2 separate regions of the Homo sapiens genome follow, and region 2 is linked to region 1. Evidence: read pairs that join two places in POLR2A ChIA-PET (ENCODE). Cell type or tissue: K562. All regions are shown on one strand. Region 1 overlaps PPARD (peroxisome proliferator activated receptor delta). Region 2 overlaps TULP1 (TUB like protein 1).

Region 1 (2,500 bases):
AGAACATGGAAACAGCAATGGGAACCCAGAGCATTGTTCAGACTCTTGGTGAGAACCTCCTACCCCTGCAGAGATGGAAGAAACAATTCTGTGTGTTATGGCCAGCTCTCATATATACCAGCAAACCACAGACCCATGAGGCAGAGATTGGATCTGTTTTTTACTATTATCATTTCCCAAGTGCCTGGCACATAGTTGGCACTTAAAAATATTTGTTCCCGGCTGGGCACAGTGGCTCACATCTGTAATCCCAGCACTCTGGGAGGCTGAGGCGGGTAGATCATCTGACATCAGGAGTTTGAGACCAGTCTGGCTAACATGGTGAAACCCCGTCTCTACTAAAAATACAAAATTTAGCCAGATGTGGTGGCGCATGCCTGTAATCTCAGCTACTCAGGAGGCTGAGGTAGGAGAATCGCTTGAACCTAAGAGGCGGAGGTTGCAGTGAGCCGAGATCACGGCATTGCACTCCAGCCTGGACAACAAGAGCGAAACTCCATCTCAAAAAAAAAAAAAAAAGGCCAGGTGCGGTGGCTCACGCCTGTAATCCCAGCACTTTGGGAGGCTGAGGCGGGCGGATCACCTGAGGTCAGGAGTTCCAGACCAGCCTGGCCAACATGGTGAAACCCCATCTCTACTAAAAATACAAAAATTAGCCGGGCGTGGTGGCAGGTGCCTATAATCCCAGCTACTTGGGAGGCTGAGACAGGAGAAGCACTTGAACCCAGGAGAAGGAGGTGGCAGTGAGCCAAGATCACGCCATTGCACTCCAGTCTGGGGGACAAGAGCAAGACTTCGTCTCAAAAACAAACAAACAAACAAAATATATATATATATATATATTTGCCCCCTAATAAGAGAGAATGATGGACACCATCTTTGTGGCCTGGCACCCTAGGTACCCATATAGGCAAAGACGAAAGTTCGTTCATTTACTCATTCAACAAAAATTTATTCATTATCTCCTCTGTGCCAGGCACTATCCTAGACACAACAGGCAGCAAAACAACTCCCTGCCCTGTGGAGTTTATCTTTTAATGGGCGCAAAGGTGGGAATCTCCATGCTCCTGAAAAAACTATGTAAGCCATAGACTTTCAATAATTACTTAATAAATGCCTATACTATGCATAAGCAACTGGTACCAGATGCTGTGACAGGAACCTGGAATCTGGGAATAAGCCCTAGTGAAATTATTTCATCTTCAAGGTCAGGATCTTAAATCTGGATCCTGTGTCAGTGGTGGTCAGAGACCCCTGAGTAAAGAAAATGGGATTACCTCGTTGGTGCATCTGTCTTCATCTGTTGGTGAGCAGAAGCCACTGTGTGAGTATCACGTGCATGCCCAAAACACTGTACAACACTGCAGGATAGAAAAAACCCCAACAGCTTTAGCTGACAGGTGCCAGGGGCCCTCAAAGCAACTCTAATAAGTTATACCCACCGTAACTCAAAGAGTGTTCCTAAGGTAATCTGGCTCCTCGTCGGTCCCTTACACACCACCCTGAGATGTGATTCTGAGCCTGAGTCAGCAAATATTTCCCCAATCCTGGAAGGAGTCTGCTCACTCCCAAGTAAGCAGACACTGGCTTTGCTGATTTTATCAGGTCGGCGCAGAAGGCGCAGGCAAGGTAAGAAGGGAGCTGGGTAGAAGCTCATAAATGAAGATGTCCTGAGTCATAGTTGATGCCTTCACCAAAGCCCCTGCAGAATGAACTGGAGTCACATGCCAATCACCAGCCTGCTGAGTTATGAAGGCTAGGAGCCATCTGCCAAGGAAGAAGACCCATATGTCTGAAACCTGATGCAAGGGGCCATGTTCTCCCTGCCAGGCTCAAGGCAAGCTCCAAGGGCTCCTCTGACACCCTGGAATCCAGCTGTTGCAAGCAGCTCCTCACCCTGGCTCCAACGGCAGAGAAAAATGTGCATGGACACCAAACCATCTCCAAGAAGCAGCCATTAGGTAATCTGGGACATGGCATTGACAATGGCACCGGGCACAGGGCTTCTGACATCATATAAGCAAGGGCCTGGCAGAACGGACAAAGCCCACAGAGACCTGGGTAGGGAGGAAGAGAATGTTTCCAGTGTGGGCAATGCTGAGCAGTAAAGCTGTGTCCTGCAATTTCCAAGCCCTTCAGAGGCACTGGAGCAAGGCACCACTGTTCAGCTTCCCAGCCTGCAGAGAGCACTCAGGGAGGTGGGCCTCAGGGACAGGATATAGCTGAAGCCCTTAGAAGTGACAGGTCCAGGCTGGTTGTGGTGGCTCACGCCTGTAATCCCAGCACTTTGGGAGGCTGAGGCGGGCAGATCACGAGGTCAGGAAATCGAGACCATCTCGACTAACACGGTGAAACCCTGTCTCTACTAAAACTACAAAAAAAAATGAGCCAGGCGTGGTGGCGGGCGCCTGTAGTCCCAGCTACTCAGGAGGCTGAGGCAGAAGAATGGCGTGAACCTGGGAGATGGAGCTTGCAGTGAGCCAAGATCGCACCACTGCAC
Region 2 (2,500 bases), 160 kb before region 1:
GGACAAGAGGGTTGGAAGGCAGCCTTCAGCCCCAGTAGACACCTTCTTTGCCTGACCCCCATCTTCCATTTCCAGGAGACCTGGGAAGCCCTGACCCCCCACCGAAACCTCTGCGTGTTAGGAATAAGGAAGCTCCAGCAGGGGAGGGGACCAAGATGAGAAAGACCAAGAAGAAAGGTGAGCCCAGCCTAGGGAGGAACAGGGGACTCCAGTTGCGGTGGGGGTTGTGACGCTTTCACATCCACACATGCAGGGTCTGGGGAGGCCGACAAGGACCCCTCAGGGAGCCCAGCCAGTGCGAGGAAGAGCCCAGCAGCCATGTTTCTGGTTGGGGAAGGCAGTCCTGACAAGAAAGCCCTGAAGAAGAAAGGTGGATGGCAAGGGCTTCTGGTGTGGTGACATCTTGAGGTGGTCCTGGGGGCGGGGAGCTAGAGGGTCCTTACAGCATACAAGACAGTGCTAGGTAAGGAGTTTGCCAGGTCTAGAGTCAGACAACGTGCAGGGCATCTTGACCCCCGCTTTGATAGCTATGCGGTCTCAGGCAGGTGTCTTAGCCTTTTTGGGCTCTAATAATAACATGGGGTCGACTCTCTTGTGGTTGTGGGGAGCATCCAAGTGAGACATGGGTGTTGGAAGCACTTTGCAAACCAGGGTGAGGAGTTCACAGCCTTGTTTCCCCCTCCACGCTCAGGCACTCCCAAAGGCGCGAGGAAGGAGGAAGAAGAGGAGGAGGAGGCAGCTACGGTGATAAAGAAGAGCAATCAAAAGGGCAAAGCCAAAGGAAAAGGCAAAAAGGTTGGGGCCCAGAGGGGCAGGGGGCTGAGGTCCCTTCAGGGAGCAGAGGCAGGGGCCTGGACTTGGGAGCCTAGAGGGTGGGGGCTTGGAGCCACTTGAGGTTAGAACCTTGGCTCCCCCTCTTGTGACAGGATATAAGGACAAAGGAAACCAGATTTGTGCAAACAGAGGAGGCGTTTGTGGGGTCACCAGGCTAGGACTGGCCATGCAAGGGCCTTATGTCATCTGGGCTCTCTGAGGCCTCCCCTCTGGAGCATAACCATCAGACAGCCAGAGATGTCCCCACGCCCCCACCATGTTTTCTGTGCCAGGGAGGAGGAGCACACAGGCAGAGAGGCAGATGAGTACTGACTGACAGTCAGCTGCACCGGTTGTTAAAATGTTTCCACCCTACAGCCCTGAGCTCCCCAGGCGCTTTCACTCACCTTACCCAGGACCTCCCAACCTCCCAGCAACTAAACACTCCAGCAACGAAAGGGTTAATACTGCCCATCAGGAGCCTCCCTGTTTCTCCTCCAAGCTTACCAGTATGCATCTCCATGGCGAACAGGTTGTTAAATATTTTGAATATTGCCCCTGCTCCCAAACAGGACTCAGACACCAACACACAAAAGCTGGAGTAAGCAGGAGAGGGAGGTCCAACTGACAGAAAGTAACAAAAGTCTTCAAGGAACAGGTTTCTCCCAGTGGGAAGATCACCACGAGGACAGGGCCTGGATTTTAGCTTTGTAGGTTTATTAGTTTGTGCAGGAGTGGTCAGGTCTAGGGGGACTGATTCACATTAACCAAGATCACCAGATGCTGATGTACAAACTGAAAGGCCAGTTTACTGTCTCCCAGAGGGGAATGTAACTGCAGAACAGCCTTCAGTACAGTAGGCTCTTGAAATTTGCAGCTGCTGAAGTGTTTGAATAAGTTCTGGCTTTCTCCACATCGTGTTCCAAACATAGTCTTTTGTTTCCCAGGTTTCTTCTGGAACAACCTAGAGTAGAGAACAGGTGATCACTTGTCCCTGAGCTGAGGGTTCACTGCTCTACATCAGCCTCCCTCAAACACACTGCAAACCTGTGCTCAACAAAAACAGCCATGGCCAGGCAAAGTGGCTCATGCCTGTAATCCCAGCACTTTGGGAGGAGGAGGCAGATGGGTCACTTGAAGTCAGGAGTTCAAACCAGCCTGGCGAATAGTAGAGATGGTGAAACCCCATCTCTACTAAAAATACAAAAATTATCGGGGCATGGTGATGCGCACCTGTAGTCCCAGCTACTTAGGAGGATGAGGCAGGAGAATCACTTGAACCCAGGAGGTGGAGGCTGCAGCGAGCTGAGATCACGCCACTGCATTCCAGCCTGGGCAACAAGAGCGAGGCTCCATCTCAAAAAAATAAAAAATAAATTTTAAAAAATGGCCAACCACAGCACATCTTTGTGGATTCTTCGTGGCTCCCAAATAGCATTGAACCCTCAAATGCACACACCCAGGCTGGCAGTCCATGCTTGCCTCTGTTGGAAAAGTTGGGCTTAGACTCTTGGCTCCCTTCCTGTGAGGGATAGAACATGAGGACAAAGGGCACCAGGTTTGTGAGAACAGAAGGGGCTGTTGTGGGGTCACCAGGCCACCCTAGGGCTTTATGTCACCAAATTGTTCTTAGGAGTTTCTCAATGAGCAAAGTGAGCTTACATATTCATTCATGTGTTAACTATGC

Evidence for each region. ChIA-PET counts read pairs that join two places held together with the same protein. Peaks named below come from ENCODE experiments on the same cell type or tissue, not always from the same donor. Only the 100,000 strongest peaks of a DNase experiment are listed, where the experiment ranks them.
Region 2: POLR2A ChIA-PET joins it to region 1 with 5 read pairs; 6 of 35 experiments call an interaction of 5 or more read pairs at or near these places.

Annotation. Positions count from the first base shown.
Region 1 is chr6:35,345,928-35,348,427 of GRCh38, reverse strand. It overlaps PPARD (peroxisome proliferator activated receptor delta), which reads right to left. Exons shown (of 8, transcript NM_006238.5): 2 at 1,278-1,361. Among named protein-coding and RNA genes, the nearest start is that of PPARD, 4.6 kb to the right of the region's middle. In K562, no CTCF peak of the experiment used is centred here; a DNase peak (open chromatin) is centred at 1,527.
Region 2 is chr6:35,507,504-35,510,003 of GRCh38, reverse strand. TULP1 (TUB like protein 1) reads left to right here. Exons shown (of 15, transcript NM_003322.6): 6 at 76-177; 7 at 254-370; 8 at 692-795. LOC124901309 (a long non-coding RNA gene) reads right to left here. Exons shown (of 2, transcript XR_007059561.1): 2 at 1,510-1,777. Among named protein-coding and RNA genes, the nearest start is that of TULP1, 4.1 kb to the left of the region's middle. RefSeq lists a silencer at 1,443-1,643. In K562, no CTCF peak of the experiment used is centred here; no DNase peak of the experiment used is centred here; H3K27me3 peaks cover 2,176 bases.